Linked DNA regions of Homo sapiens: region 1 is linked to region 2. A link is an interaction called in ENCODE POLR2A ChIA-PET data of the cell type or tissue named here. Cell type or tissue: CD4-positive, alpha-beta T cell. All regions are shown on one strand.

Region 1 (8,000 bases), 82 kb after region 2:
TAATTAAAAAAACAAAAGGGGGCTGGGTGCAGTGGCTCACACCTGTAATCCCAGCACCTTGGGAGGCCGAGGCAGGCAGATCACTTGAGCTCACAAGTTCAAGACCAGTCTGGCCAACATGGCAAAACCCCGTGTCTACTAAAAATACAAAAATTAGCTGGGAGTGGTGGCGTGTGCCTGTAATCCCAGCTACTCAGGAGGCTGAGGCAAGAGAATTGCTTGAACTTGGGAGGCAGAGTTTGCAGTTAGCCGAGATCACTTCACTGCACTCCAACCTGGGTGACAGAGCAAGATGCTATCAAAAAAAAAAAAAAAGTGAGAAACAATGTAGAGATAACCCTGTAAACAGTGGCCAGTGACCTCAGGGTCAATTCCTTCATGCCGGACAGCCAGGAGGAGGGGACAGATGCAGGGATCTCCATCCAGGGAGGAGACATCACTACTGCAGATGGGCCACCATCAAGCAAGGTCTTGCCTGTTTCTGGACCCACATATCACCAAGCCCCATCTCAGGGACCATCTCCAAAGTGTGCCAAAAGCAGAGAGAGGAGAGAGTGAGGAGGCCTCCAGATTGAGAGGTGGGACAGGTGCCTGTTGTATACTGGTGAGCAATGCTGAAGGGTAGAGTGATTCCTAAGCCTCTTCCCTTCCCCCTAATATCACTTGGCACTATGGTGTGGACACAGTAGGTATTCAATAAATGCATGTTGCTTCCGGCCCTTTGGGAGGCTGAGGTGGGAGGATTGCTTGAGCCCAGGAGTTTGAGACCAGCCTGGGCAACATAGCAAGACTCTGTCTCTAAAAAAAAAAAAAAAAGCTTGGCATGGTGGTACATGCCTGTAGTCCCAGCTACCCGGGAGGCTAAGGCAGGAGGATCACTTGAGCCCAGGAGTTGGAGGCTGCAGTGAGCTATGATGGCACCACTGCATTACAGCCTGAGTGACAGAGCGAGACCCTGTCTCAAAAATAAATAAATACATGTTGAATAGCTCAATGCAAGAATGAGCTAGTAGCTTGGTGTCTTGTGGATCTTTTCACTTGAAGAAATACACATGCTTTGCATGTAAGCTTTTGCCTCTTGGCACCAAAAGTAGTAAATGGAATGGTTTTGGCAACCCCCGCAAAAGAGGTGGGAATGTCTCATCCAACTCACTTGAAGCCCTGGTTAAGGGATGCCTGAGGTAGCCAGCTGGGGAAGGGGTGGGCAAGTAACTGAGAAAGTGCATGGGGTTGGGAATTAAGAAACTGGGTTTTGCTGGGCACGGTGGCTCATGCCTGTAATCTCAGCACTTTGGGACGCCAAGGCAGGTGGATCACTTGAGGTCAGGAGTTTGAGACCAGCCTGACCAAACATAGTGAAACCCCGTCTCTACTAAAAATACAAAAGTTAGCCAGGCATGGTGGCTCATGCCTGTGGTCCCAGCTACTCGGGAGGCTGAGGCAGCAGAATCGCTTGAACCCGGGAGGTGGAGGTTGCAGTGAGCTGAGATCGCGCCACTGCACTCCAGCCTGGGCAGTGCAAGACTCCGTCTAAAAAAACAAACAAAGAAACAACAACTGGGTTTCAATCTGGCACTGTCGCTTTGCAGCTGCATAACCTTGGACAAGTTACTTCTCCTCTGGTTGTCTCAGCTTCAACAGCTGTAAAATGGGAAGTTTTCTGCCTGCCTCCAAGGATGGGAGGGTTAAAATGTTTTGGCAGTTGCAAAACTCAGGTCAGTGCCTTATCAGGACCCCTCTCTGGTGACCTGGGGCATTGCTGAAGCAGTGCTGCTGAAGAGGGTTCTGCAGGTGGATCAGAAAGCCTGCAGGGCAAGGAAGGGCAAAGGGGCCATGCTCAGCCAGGCCAGAGACCTCCCCTCCTCCGCAGCCTTCCTGTGCATCGGTGGATCTGCAGGGAGACAGCTCCTTACAGGTGGAGATTTCTGACGCAGTGAGTGAGCGGGACAAGGTGAAATTCACTGTTCAAACAAAGGTGAGGCAGTGCGGGGCACGAGGAAAGGTCCTGGTGGCTGCCCGCAGGAGGCCTCCCCCAGGGGGTGGTAGGCATGTGCCAACACAGCCTGTGGGCACTCTTCCTCCACCTGGCACTTGCCCTCAGCCCCTCCTGGAAAGTGAGCCTCTTAGCTCTGCCTAAGGCCCCGAGTCCTAATCATTCCTGTCCACCATTCTAAATGAAATCATGCACACCTGAGCTCTAACTTTGTCCTCCCTGGGATGTGGGATGAGGGGGGCCCAAAAGTGCATGCCCAGACTTGCTGAGGCAGGGCTTGGGGCAGAGAGAGGACCTCAGTTGGCCTTCCCGCTTCCAGAGCTGCCTCCCTCACTTCGCCCAGACCGAGTTCTCAGTCGTGCGGCAGCACGAGGAGTTCATCTGGCTGCATGATGCCTACGTGGAGAATGAGGAGTACGCCGGCCTCATCGTGAGGAGGGGCTGGGCAGGGGCTGGGAGGGACAGGCAGAGCACTTGGGTGAGGACCAAAGGCTGTGATGGCCGTCTCGGCAGTGAGAGGCCTCCCAGCTCCGTCCCTCCTTTGAGCAGATCCCCCCAGCCCCTCCGAGGCCAGACTTTGAGGCTTCGAGGGAAAAGCTACAGAAATTGGGCGAGGGGGACAGCTCTGTCACTCGGGAAGAGTTTGCCAAGATGAAGCAGGAGCTGGAAGCGTGAGTGCCCCCTCCTTTCCCTGCCATCCCCAGAGTCCAGATGTCTTCCCCAGCTATCTCCCCATGAATGTTTAGCAACCCTGACCTCTGACCCCAGAAAGGGGGCAGGCAGGATGATGGGGGCTGAGGAGGGCCGGTGAGCTGCTGCCACTCTCGCAGGGAGTACCTGGCCATCTTTAAGAAGACAGTTGCGATGCACGAAGTCTTTCTGCAGCGCCTGGCGGCCCACCCCACCCTGCGTCGAGACCACAACTTCTTTGTGTTTTTGGAATATGGACAGGATGTGAGCTGGGCCGAATCCCTGGGGTCACCCTTGGGCCAGGAGTCTACCTTGGGTGGGGAGGCACCCAGGGGTGGCAGGGCTGGAGAAGGGGCCCAAGTGGGCCCAATCCTGTGTCACAGCTCCGTGAGTGGCTTGCAACTTGGGGTGGGAGGTGAGAACGCCCACCCCAGCATCATACCCTCCCTGTGTGCCTCAGCTGAGTGTCCGGGGGAAGAACAGGAAGGAGCTCCTCGGAGGGTTTCTGAGGAATATTGTGAAGTCCGCGGATGAAGCCCTCATCACGGGCATGTCAGGGCTCAAGGTAACCCCTGGTGCTCCTCTCCGGATTCAACCCAGCACCTCAAGTCCACAGCACAGATTGAGGCCCAGGCTGGGTGTGGGAAGGAAGCCACTGGTGGGGCCTGGCCTGGTTTGGAAGGAGATTTTGCCAACCCTGGGTGCCTGTGTTGTCAAGCCCCGTGGTGACCCAGTGTAAATGGGGTCCTGCCTGGCTCCCTTAGGAGGTGGATGACTTCTTTGAGCATGAGAGGACCTTCCTGTTGGAGTATCACACCCGTATCCGAGATGCCTGCCTGCGGGCCGACCGCGTCATGCGCGCCCACAAGTGTACGCAGGGCCCAAGGGGTCCTGGATCCCCCTGCCCCTCTCCCCAGCGGTTCAACTCCTTGGGGGAGAGAAGAGAGCAGGGCGTGCCTTGTTGTTTGTCTGTGGCCACAAGCACCAAGGCTTGACATGCAGATGTAGGGGCTCTGATGGGGGCTGTTCCCCAACAGGCCTGGCAGACGATTATATCCCTATCTCAGCTGCGCTGAGCAGTCTGGGAACACAGGAAGTCAACCAGCTAAGGACGTGAGGACTCCCCCCACCCCTACCCTCTCCCTGTGCCTGTAATACCATGTCTTCCCATGAGGGGTCACTCTGTAGATGTCTACTGTCAGCTCTAGGTGGGAGGTGTAGGCTCTCCTGTTGGGGGATGGTGTTGGGAAGGAAAGGGGAGAGGGAGATTCCCAAGGAGAGGCTGAGACAGAGAGGCTTTGAGCTGTTCCTCAGCCCCCTACCCTAACTCCCTCCCTACTGCTTCCTAGGAGCTTCCTCAAATTGGCAGAGCTCTTTGAACGGCTGAGGGTGAGTACTGCCTTCTGTGCTCAAAGGCTTTCCTGGTGAGCTTTGCAGGGAAGATGAGTCCTGGCAGAGGGAAGAGCTCCAGGATCATCTTGGGTTCAGTGATAACTTGGGCCCAGTGGCAAGTTGGGCTTACACTCCAGACTAGTTTAACAAAAGGTGGGGTGAAGACAAGGATCCAGCTTCGTGTGTGTGTTGGGGGGTGCAGGGGCATGCACATGTATGCACGTGTGCAGCAGCGGAGGGTTGGGAGGCACAAGGGTGTGCCCAAACCTCTGGCAGGCTGCACCCAGCTGCCAGCACACTGCCCGGGCACACATGTTCCCCACTCTTCCCTAAGAAAGTCACTGGAGTGTTGCCATCTTCCTAAAATGTCTATTGGACCGCATCTCTTCCCTGCTCAAGGCCCTTCAGAGACCCTGCCCCTTCTGGAAGCTCCTAAAGTCCTGAGCTTCCACTTTCAGCCTCTTGTGCTCCAGCCACTGCCTCCCTCCCCTGCTTTGCCCAAGTGCCCTCCCTGAACTAAAGTTTCCCTGAACACATAGCCGGGCTTGCACAGCTGCCAAGCCCTCAGCGCCCTCTGTCCAGCTCTTACTCAGTCCCCGAGATCCAGACTAGATCCCACTTCCTCTGTGAAGCCTTCCCTGGCCTGCACCCCTCAACACCAGACCTGACCTGGAACAGTTACCTAAGGCTTCTTTGCTGGATATTTAGATGAAGAGGTGCCTCCCACCCCTTAGCTGCCCCTCTGACAAGCTCCCTTCCCAGTGCCCACCTTTCTGATGCAGAAGCTGGAGGGCCGGGTGGCTTCCGATGAGGACCTGAAGCTGTCAGACATGCTGAGGTACTACATGCGTGACTCACAGGCAGCCAAGGTGAGAGGCAGCCCCAGCGCAGCGCTCAGGCCCGGATGCCAGGACAGGGCAGCAGTGACCCTGTGCCCATGGTCCTAGGACCTGCTGTACCGGCGGCTGCGGGCACTGGCCGACTACGAGAATGCCAACAAGGCGCTGGACAAGGCGCGCACCAGGAACCGGGAGGTGCGGCCCGCCGAGAGCCACCAGCAGCTGTGCTGCCAACGCTTCGAGCGCCTCTCCGACTCCGCCAAGCAAGGTGAGCCCGCAGCCCCCAGCCCCAGCCTGGGGCCACATGCCCTGCCCTGCCCGGATCCCCATGCCTCTTCCCCTCCTCTCCAGAGCTCATGGACTTCAAGTCCCGCCGGGTCTCCTCTTTTCGAAAGAATCTCATTGAGCTGGCAGAGCTGGAGCTCAAACACGCCAAGGTGAGCCCTCCCACCTCACTGGGCCCTTGTGAAGCCTCCCACCTCCCACCTCCCTCCCTCCCCCAGGCACCAGGGTGTGCGTGCATGTGAGGGTGTGCACGCATGTATGCGCGTGTGTGTGCATGAGAGGAGCCCCAGCTAAGGCTTGGGGCCATGCTTCCCTGGCTCAGGACCCGTGCCTTCTGGGTAGGAAGGCCCAATTAACAGCAGCTGTTATTGCAGAGAGCAGGGGTGTGGGGAGCGAGGGAGCATCTAAGGTGCAGAAAGAATGGCAGCCTGACTCAGGGAGCAGGGGACTTCAAGGACCTGTTTCTCCTCTGCAGGCCAGCACCCTGATTCTCCGGAACACCCTTGTTGCCCTAAAGGGGGAGCCTTAGAGTAGCCAGAGCTCAGCCAGACCCTAATCTGGGATCTCCAGTGACCAGGGTATCCCAGACCCCTCTCTCCGGCAAGATGTCTCCTTCCCTAGCAGTGCCACTAGCCACACCCTCACTCTGCCCCACATCCTCTCAGGGAAAGCCCAAACCCCCTATCACCACCACCACAGGTGCCAGGCCCTGCAAGACACAGGGCAGCATGGGCATCATAACTGGCCACAGTCAGCAGAGCCCCAGGGACCCTGACACCTCTCCCCAGGAAGCTGAGGAACAGCCTCTACCCTCACCCATAGCCCTGAAGGAATCATAGCTCACTTGATCCCGGCCTGTTCTCCTTCGCAAATAAAAACCCTGGTTTTGTAGCAAGGAGGCCTGTTGTCCTTACTTCCCTTCCCACAGCTCAAAGGTCCACCAGGCACACTTTCTGCCAAGGCAGTATGATCAGATCCTGGAGACACCAAGGAGGGCACCCCTGCAGCATCCTCAGCCCTCTCTCCAGTGACAGCAGGCTCCCTGTGGGAAGGCGCGACACCCAGAAGCTGGGACCTAGGAACCCCAGAAGTCTTCCAGGTTTGCCCCTACCCCCATAAACCCTAGCACAAAAATGAATCCCAAGTTCTCCACACCTATTTCCTAACCAGAAAAGGGATCTAGCCCTTCCTCCCAGAACCGCTCACAAGTTCCCAGGAGTTATGGAGCCAACTGTAACACCAGGAGGACTCTTCCTCAGTTCAGTTGATAAGGGAAATATAGATGCCACATTACCACTCCCAGTTCACCTCACCCTAGGGCCAGATTTCTTGTATGTCTTTGCCTGCTGGGCAGGAAAAAGCCCAAAGTACAGGCTGGAAACAGCCCTTGACAATGCTGGCAAAAGGCTCAGGGTACCGGCAACACCCTTTTGGTTAAACACAGGGAGGCAGTGCTCAAGACACCGGGGTCTGAAGTCCCGGGCTCCACCTGGCTGGCCCCACCCTGAATGCACTCCAGCCACATCTAGAGGAGGTCAAAGGCTCAACTTGGCCTGACTCACAGCAGCCACTGAACCTGACCCTCATAAACTTGAGTCAGCCATCCAGGGAAGACAGCAGACCAAACAGAACCTTTGAGCTACCTCTGACTTGCCTATCAGCCCACACCTAGAAAGGGACAGAACAGAATATCAGATGGACCTCACTGTCCATCCAGGCAAGGCTACAGAGCACCCAGTTCAGGCATAAATCACTTCCGCTGGAAGACCCCTGTAGCCAGCACCCACTCCTTAAACAGCCAGTCCAGTGTCAATCACAGCACCAACAGAATAATGGTGACCATCAGAAAGGCGTCTCAGCCAGTCATTGGAGCCAGATAAGGGTGTGCAGGGGCTGGTTGGGTGTGGAGTACAGAGGAGAGAGATAGCACCATTATCCCAGTGCACCCCCAATCCTGAAGTCTCCTGTGTCCCAACCTTGAAAAACACATCCCATTAATGAGCCTTTTTATTATTGTCTTTTTTTTTTTTAATCGAAGGTCCCTTACTGGTCCTGCTTCCATGAGTAGCCGTGACCAGGGGAAAAGGGAGAGGAACCAGCCGGCACAGGGAGGGGTCATCTCCACAACATTCCATTTATACACAGAACTAAACAGACAAGCACAGAGTCACTATTGCGGTTAGAAGTTGGCAGCATGGGAAGGGGGAGGACCAGGTGGGGAATGGGGATGTTGTTAAAAAAAATACAGGCTCCCCCACAACTGGGGTGCCTGGGGGGAACTTGGTCTGCTTCAGCCCAAGAGGAATCAAAAGATCAAAAGCAGTTTGGGAAGGCCAGAACCGTCAAGGGATGGAGGGAGAAGGAAAATCCAGGGGGTGGGGGGTCTGTTTGGCAACTGGGGTGAAGGGATTGCCCTCCCCCTGCTGGGATCCCCCCAGCCCCTCCGGTCTGGCAGGAAGGGGGCAGCCTGCAACCCCCAAGGGCAGGTGTGGGGCTGCCAGATGCTCCAGGCAGGGGGCCAGAAGGGGCTCACAAAGGCTTGCCCTCCAGGGAGATGACGGCACTGCCCCCCAGCTTCTCTGCCAGGGTGCAGCGGTCCTTGACCTCCTCGTAGCAGTTTGCTTGCAATTCATGCTTGATCCCTATAAAGAAGAAAGGGGAGCATCTGTGAGCAGGAAGCACTGGGGTGGGGGTAGTTTCTGTGGCTGGGAAGGAGCCAATCAAAGCAGATGGAAGGAACAAGCAGGCAGCGAAGACAAGGGGGCAGACCCCCTCTGCGTGCCATTCACCCTGCCCTGCAG
Region 2 (8,000 bases):
AAGGCTAAGGTGCTGTATGTGGGCAGTCTTTGCTTTGCCCAGTCCCCATATGGACATATTTGGCTTACCACATTTTAGTTTAATAACTCCAGTCCTCCCCACCAGCATGGTTCAAACTTCATTTGCCATGGAATTTTAACGAATTGTATAAGGTGCAAACCTTGCTGCTGGCTCTTTAGTCCAAAAAAATGACATAAATAACAGATGGGCATCATGATTAGGACATCACTGCTTTCGAAGACTAGTGGTGATTGGCTGGTCAGTGCCGGTGTGTTATTCAGCTCATGCAGACGTCAGACAAGTGTATAGGTGGGTTGCCTCCTCATCTCTCAGTGATCAACAGATATAACATTTTATGAAATTCAATGATTGGGCTGGGCGCAGTGGCTCACACCTGCAATCCCAGCACTTTGGGAGGCTGAGGTGGATGGATCACTTGAGGTCAGGAGTTCAAGACCATCCTGGCCAACATGGTGAAACCCTGTCTCTACTAAAAATACAAAAATTAGCCAGGCGTAGTGGTGGGCGCCTATAATCCCAGCTACTCGGAGGCTGAGGCAGGAGAATCACTTAAACCTGGGAGGCAGAGGTTGCCGTGAGCCGAGATTGTGCCACCGCACTCCAGCCTGGGTGACAGAGTGAGACTCCATCCATCTCAAAAAATAAATAAATAAAAAATAAATTGGATGGATAATTGGAAGGGGGAATGGCTAACAAATATAAAAGTGCAGCCAAAAAAAATGAGGATGATAAGACTGGAAGTGAAATTGTATATGAAGCTGTGGCATGAACTATATCGAAAGTCTGATGAATATCATGATATGGTTTGGATGCTTGTCCCCTCCAATTGTCATGTTGAAATGTGACCACCCCAATGTTGGAGGTGGGGCTTAGTGGGAGGTGTTGGGCTATGGGAGTGGATCCCTCAGGAATGGCTTGGTGCCCTCTTCGAGGTAATGAGTGGTAGTAAATTCACACAAGAACTGGTTATTTAAAAGAGTGTGGCAGCTCCCCCTCCCTCTCTCTTGCTCCCTCTCTTGCCATGTGATACACTGCTCCCTCTTTGCCCTCTGCCATGATTGTAAGCTTCCTGAGGCCTCACCAGAAGCAGGTGCTGGTGCCATGCTTCTCGTACAGACTGTAGAACCGTGACCCAAATAAACGTCTTTTTTGTATAAATTACCTAGTCTCCAGTGTTCCTTTAGAGCAACACAAAATAAACTAATACATATAATAAACAAGGTAAAGTTGCTTCAACATATTTTTTTTAAATTTTTTTCTTTTAATTTACTTTTTTTTCTTTGTTGCCCAGGCTAGTCTCGAACTCCTGAGCTCAAGCAATCCTCCCACCTCAGCCTCCCAAAGTGCTGGGATTACAGGCATGAGCCGCCACGCCCAGGCTGCTTCAACATCTTTTAGTTTAAATTGCGCTGGAAACAGAAGTCGTTCGTGGTTGAAATGGAATGTTTACTTCTATGTTGAACTGAAGACTGTAATTTGTTAACAATCCCCATTGGTTTGGCCAGCATTCAGGCTGAAGCATTGAAGTTAATTGCCACATTGACAGAAAACAGTAATTTCAAGGAGACTGCAGAAACTTTTACTAACGGTAAAGAGTGGTTTGTTTCATCATTTCAGAAGTTGGCATGAATTGATTAATGTGAAACTGTCAAGCACAGATGAGGATGTTGCTGTGAAATCTATCCCCAGATGTCAAGGATTTTTTTTTTTTGTCAGTGTCTCGTTCTGTTGCCCAAACTGTACTGCAGTGGCACAATCATGGCTCACTGCAGCCTCAAACTCCTGAGCTCAAGCAATCCTCCTGCCTCAGCCTCCCAAGTAGCTTAGATGCTAGGCATGTGCCACCACACCCAGCTAGGTTTTTACATTTTTTTAGAGGCCAGGGGCGGTGGCTCATGCCTGTAATCCCAACACTTTGGGAGGCCATGGCTGGCGGATCACCTAAGGTCAGGAGTTTGAGACCAGGCTGGCCAACATGGTGAAACCCCGTCTCTACTAAAAATACAAAAATTAGGCCAGGCATGGTGGCACACGACTGTAATCCCAACACTTTGGGAGACCAAGGAGGGCAGGTCACCAGGTCAGGAGTTCGAGACCAGCCTGGCCAGCATAGTGAAACCCCATCTCTACTAAAAATACAAAAAAAAAATTTTTTTTCTAGAAATGGGGTCTCACTATATTGCCCAGGCTGGTCTTGAACTCCTGAGCTCAGGCAATCCTCCTGCCTTAGCCTCCCAAAATGTTAAGGACTATAGGCATGAGCTACCACATCCAGCTGATTTTGTTTGTTTAACTAACCACTATACTAACGAGGATCAAGGATAATTATTACGGCAGGCAGTGGTTACAAAAAGGATAAAGATATCCTAGAAGAAATGCCGCTGGCAAAAAGTTTAAAAGAACTTGGAGATATTTCACAACGTTGGAAGTACAAAGGATAAGATGTTGAAAGTTGATCCAAACTTAGGAAGGAGTATGACAATTTGCCAAGGCATGGAAAACGTGTTTTTTTTTTTTCTTTTGAGACGGAGTCTCGCTCTTGTCGCCCAGGCTGGAGTGCAATAGCGCAATCTCGGGTCACTGCAACCTCCACCTTCCAGGTTCAAGTGATTCTCCTGCCTCAGCCTCCTGAGTAGCTGGGATTATAGGCACCCACCACAACACCCAGCTAATTTTTGTATCTTTAGTAGAGACGGGGTTTCACCATGTTGGGCAGGCTGGTCTTAAACTCCTGACCTCAAGTCATCTGCCCGCCTTGACCTCCCAAAGTGCTGGGATTACAGGCATGAGTCACCGTGCCCGGCCTTCTTTTTCTTTTTTTTTTTTGAGACAAGGCCTCACCCTGTCACCCAGGCTGGAGTGCAGTGGTGTGATCATGGCTTACTGCAACCTTGAACTCCTGGGCTCAAGCTGCCATCCTCCTGCCTCAGCCTCCTGAGCAGCTAGGACTTCAGGCATGCGCCACCACACTTGGCTGTTGTGTTTTTTCTTTTTTTTTTTTTTAATTTTTGTAGAGACAGGGTCTCACTATGTTGCCCAGGCTGTTCTCAAACACCTGGCCTCAAGCTATCTTCCTACCTTGACCTCCCAAAGTGCTGGAATTACAGGTGTGAGCCACCATGCTCAGCCCATATATAGTATTTATAATCGTTCTCTTTGGTGTGGATGAAACACATCTCTATCAGACTGGCTCATGGGTGCAGAATTCCATAGGTACTTACTGAAAAACAGAAAATTGTTTCCTATAATCATGATACTTGAAGGATAGTTTGTCTGAATATAAAATCCTGGCTCACACTTGTAAAGGTGTAATGTCTAAAACCTGCTGCTCCATTGCTGTCTTGCTTTGTATGCTGGTTTAAAAAGTCTGCTGTTGGCCTGGCGCAGTGGCTCACGCCTGTAATCCCAGCACTTTGGGAGTCGGAGGCCGGCGGATCATGAGGTCAGGAGATCAAGACCATCTGGCTAACATGGTGAAACCCCGTCTCTACTAAAAAAAAATACAAAAAATTAGCCGGGTGTGGTGGTGGGCACCTGTAGTCCCAGCTACTCGGGAGGCTGAGGCAGGAGAATGGTGTGAACCTGGGAGGCGGAGCCTGCAGTGAGCCGAGATCGCGCCATCGCACTCCTGCCTGGGCAACAGAGCGAGACTCCGTCTCAAAAAAAAAAAGTCTGCTGTCATTCTCATTATTTAATTATTTTGCCTTTGTGAGTTATTTGATCTTTTTGCCTGGAGTCCTTGAGGGTTTTTTTAAAAGAGTCTTTGAGGCTGGGCACAGTGGCTCACACCTGTAATCCCAGTACTTTGGGAGGCCGAGGTGGGCAGATTACCTGACGTCAGGAGTTCCAGACCAGCCTGGCCAACATGGCGAAACCTCGTCTCTACCAAAAATACAAAAATTATCCGGGCGTGGTGTCAGGTGACTGTAATCCCAGTTACTCAGGAGGCTGAGGCAGGACAATCACTTGAATCCAGGAGGTGGAGGTTGCAGTGAGCCAAGATCATGCCACTGCACTCCAGCCTGGTTGACAGAGTGAGACTCCGTTTCAAAAAAAAAAAAAAAAAAAAAAAGAGTCTTTGAAATTAGAGTTTTACTAGGATATGTTTCAAAGTTGATCACACTGAGTGAATCTGCCCACATTCCCAGTGGGCTCTTCCAATGTGCAGAGTTTTTGCTCCTGGACAGTTTTCTTACAGTGTTAAATATTAGTTGTGGTTTACTTGTTTATTTTTTCTTCAGGGACTCCAATAATACACATGTGATTCCTTCTTTGAGTATATTCTGTTTCCATTACTTTCTTTGGACCCAGCCTACTTCTTTATCTCATTTTCATTCTCTTGCTTGGTTACCTGTATTCCTTCAATGCCCCTTATTAAATTTTTATTTGAATTTATTCTCCCTTGGGCATCTTGTAATTTAATCTTTACTTCTAGATAATTTTGTCTGTTTATTCCATTTCTTTCCTGAGTTCAACCAAATCTATTTTCATTTCTTCCTCTATTTTGTCTATTTCTGTTCTTTGTTTTTAAATTTCCCACCCAAAATGGTTTTGCATGTCTTCAAATGCTTGTTTTGCATATATTTGGTTCTGTTTAGTGTTGTATTACAGCTTTCTTCTTCTTCATGGCTATTGTTTCAGAGGTTTGTGTGAATTTTCCTTGGTTCATATGTGATGAAATTCATTTTCTGATATTTTGCAATAGCTGTATGAACCTATCTTTTCATTATTCATTTTTGTGGTATTGGGTGTTTTACAAGATCCCTAGATAACACGCCCTCTTCTGGCAACATTGTGAAGTCCAGATGCTTTAGTGAATTTGTTTTTGCAGGGGTGGGGGTTGTGGGCCTTCTTTTTTTTTTTGTCTTGGAGGGCAATTAAACTTCTCCATTTGCCTCTCTCTTCACACCCAAATGCCAAAGGACACTTTTCCTTTCTTTTGTGGGTAGTTGCTCCCCAAGGATCTATGTGTTTCCAAGACTGTGGCTTCACATTTCACGTATAACTTTTTTTTGAGACAAAGTCTCGCTCTGTCATCCAGGCTGGAGTGCAGTGGCACAGTCTCAGCTCACTGCAACCTCCACCTCCTCGGTTCAAGCGATTCTCCTGCCTTAGCCTCCTGAGTAGCTGGGACTACAGGCACATGCCACCATACCTGACTAATTTTGTATTTTTAGTAGAGATGGGATTTCACCATGTTGGCCAGGCTGGTCTCGAACTCCTGACCTCAGGTGATCCACCCGTCTTGGCCTCCCAAAGTGCTGGGATTACAGGCGTGAGCCACCGTGCCTGGCCTCACGTGTACTTTTAAACCTCCCACCTATTGTCCCAGCTCTGACACTACTGCAGACACTTTTGAACATTTTCAGGCTCAAGGTGTACTTAGTGTTTTTGGTGAGGTCTTAGATCAAGCTTAAGCCCCATTACAACTCCCTCCTCTCCTTTGCCCCAGTTTTCCTCAGCCAGTCTTGTGGCAGGTGGGGCTGGAATGGGTGCGTGGGAAGGAAAGTCTGAGCTGCCATTTGTTTTTCCTTTTTCTTTCTTTTCTTCTCTTCTCTTTCTTTCTTTTTTCTTTCTTTCTTGTCTCACTCTGTCACCCAGGCTGGAGTGCAGTGGTGCAATCAAAGCTCAGTACAGCCTGGACCTCCTAGGCTCAAATAATCCTCATATCTCAGCCTCCCAAGTAGCTAGAACTGCAGGTGCACACAACCACACCCAGCTAATTTTTGTATTTTTTGTAAAGACAGGTTTTCACCATGTTGCCCAGGCTAGTTTCGAACTCCTGGGCTCAAGGAATCTGTCCACCTCAACCTCCCAAAGTGCTGGGATTACAAACGTGAGTCACCACGCCCGGCCAGGTAATTTCTATGTTATTTGTTTTTCTTGTTCTTTTTAAGTTTGAGCATTCTTGTCTCCAAGTTATCCTGAGGGCTTGCTGTTGCATAATTTTATCTTTTCTCCTCATTCCATATTGTTTTTCTAGGCGACACTGGGGACCTACAGTGCTACCATTGTCCTCCTACCTGAAAGCCTCTGACAAAATATTGTCTTCCCATTCCATTGAAGGTTCAGAGGCCTCAGTGTCCAAGGGAGAATGCCGCCAGGAATGGACACTGCATAGCTTTTTTTGAACCGGAAGTAAAGGCTGCCCCGCTGTCGCTTTGCCTCAGGACCAAGAGCTCTAAGAGGAAGACTGACCCTGACTGTCCACCGAGAAGCTGTTGCTGCCATACAACGGAGACAAGGAGTCCATCGTATCCAGGGGATCCCCTGAAATATCTCTGAGGATTGCCAGGTTCAGTGACAGTGTTAATGAAAGCCTCAAGTGACTCAATACAAGCAGAATAACCAAGGACTCAGACCCTTCAGGAATGAAGTTTGGGTCACCTCATGAAGTAAAAGAACCAAAGGAACATAGAATGGGTATGGAAGAAAGAAGTTGTAAATATCAATCCAGGGTTAACAGATAAAATACAGGATGCTCAGTGTTAAAAGGAAAACTTTAGCTCAGGTAAGTTTCACAGTGTTTAACTGAGCAAAGAACAATTCAAGAATCAGGCAGCCTCTCATGCCAGAGTGGGCTCAGAGACTCCAGTGCAGCCACGTGGTGGAAGATTTATGGACAGAAAGGAAAATGAAGTACAGAAAACACACGTGAGATATAGAAACCAGCCAGATTGGTTACAGATTGGTGTTTGTCTTATCTGAACACAGTTTGAACAGTTGGCCACCTTTGATTAGCCAAAACTCAGTGATTGCCACAAGCGTTGGCTACAGTCTGTTTACAAGTCCATTTAGGTTATAGTTTACGATGTACAGAGAAACCTTTAGGCCAAACTTAAAATATGTAAGGAGGCAGCTTTAGGCTAAACGAGATTTAACACTGGTTATAGCCCGGGCACAGTGGCTCACACCTGTAACCCCAGCACCTTGGGAGGCTGAGGCGGGTGGATCACTTGAGGCCAGGAGTTGGAGACCAGCCTGGCCATCATGGCAAAACCTTGTCTTTACTAAAAATACAAGAATTAGCCAGGTGTGGTGGCACATGCCTGTTATCTCAGCTACTCAGGAGGTTGAGGCACAAGAATAGGCTGAACCCAGGAGGCAGAGGTTGCAGTAAGCCAAGATCACACCACTGCACTCCAGACTGGGCAACAGAGCAAGACTGTCTCAAAAAAAAAAGAAAAAAACAAAAACAACAAAAAAAACCCACCACTTATATCTGAACCTTGGAGAAACAACTACTGGTTTTTTAGTGTAAGTATGTCCTATTAACAACTAAAAAATTCATTGCTTCTCCAAAATTCAAACTTAAATGCACATCCTATATAATATTTTTATTTGCTAAACCTAGGAACCCTAATTAGGGCCTCGTAACTCATTGCACAAAAGATTCATACTTTCTTCCTTGCATGTAAAATAGAGATTAACCGATATCTTTCCCCATCTTTTCCCTTGTTTCATATAAAGTGTATTATTGATAATTGTTAACGAAAAAAAGAAAAGATACACAATTTATAAATTTTGAGAGGAGACTTTATTTCTTATAAAGGGTTAGGCTGGGCCTGGTGGCTCACACCTATAATCCCAGCACTTTGGGAGGCCAAGGCAGGAGGATCACTTGAACCCAGGAGGCCTTAACCAGCCTGGACAACATAGTAAGAACCCATCTCTACAAAAAATTTTACAAATTAGCCAGGTGTGGTGGCATGCACCTGTAGTCTTAGCCACCCCGGAGGCTGAGGCAGGAGGATCACTTTTGCCCAGGAGTTTGAGGTTGTAGTGAGCTATGATCGCACCACTGCACTCCAGCCTCAGAAAGGGAGTGAGACCTGCTGGGAAGCATGTCTCCAGCCAAGACCAGAGACAGGCACTTCAAAGAAGGAGGGGTTAGGGTAGGAGCTTCATGCTCAATGGATTGACTAAACATACACATTCAACAGGTTACATGAGGAGCTATGAATATTCATGAAAGTGGT

Evidence for each region. Peaks named below come from ENCODE experiments on the same cell type or tissue, not always from the same donor. Only the 100,000 strongest peaks of a DNase experiment are listed, where the experiment ranks them.
Region 1: POLR2A ChIA-PET joins it to region 2 with 5 read pairs; 11 of 35 experiments call an interaction of 5 or more read pairs at or near these places.

What each region holds. Positions count from the first base shown.
Region 1 is chr11:65,847,608-65,855,607 of GRCh38, forward strand. It overlaps SNX32 (sorting nexin 32), which reads left to right. Exons shown (of 13, transcript NM_152760.3): 2 at 1,871-1,975; 3 at 2,313-2,423; 4 at 2,543-2,664; 5 at 2,824-2,947; 6 at 3,144-3,248; 7 at 3,448-3,553; 8 at 3,721-3,796; 9 at 4,033-4,072; 10 at 4,858-4,944; 11 at 5,023-5,182; 12 at 5,266-5,351; 13 at 5,675-6,094. The coding sequence ends at 5,728. CFL1 (cofilin 1) reads right to left here. Exons shown (of 4, transcript NM_005507.3): 4 at 7,066-7,841. The coding sequence ends at 7,729. Among named protein-coding and RNA genes, the nearest start is that of CFL1, 6.6 kb to the right of the region's middle. RefSeq lists enhancers at 3,166-3,325, 3,847-4,708, 4,956-5,175, 5,226-5,275 and a silencer at 3,431-3,725. In CD4-positive, alpha-beta T cell, no CTCF peak of the experiment used is centred here; a DNase peak (open chromatin) is centred at 3,834; H3K27ac peaks cover 740 bases.
Region 2 is chr11:65,765,188-65,773,187 of GRCh38, forward strand. No RefSeq gene overlaps it. Among named protein-coding and RNA genes, the nearest start is that of AP5B1, 12 kb to the right of the region's middle. In CD4-positive, alpha-beta T cell, CTCF peaks have their summits at 4,795 (motif pointing left) and 4,999; a DNase peak (open chromatin) is centred at 4,804.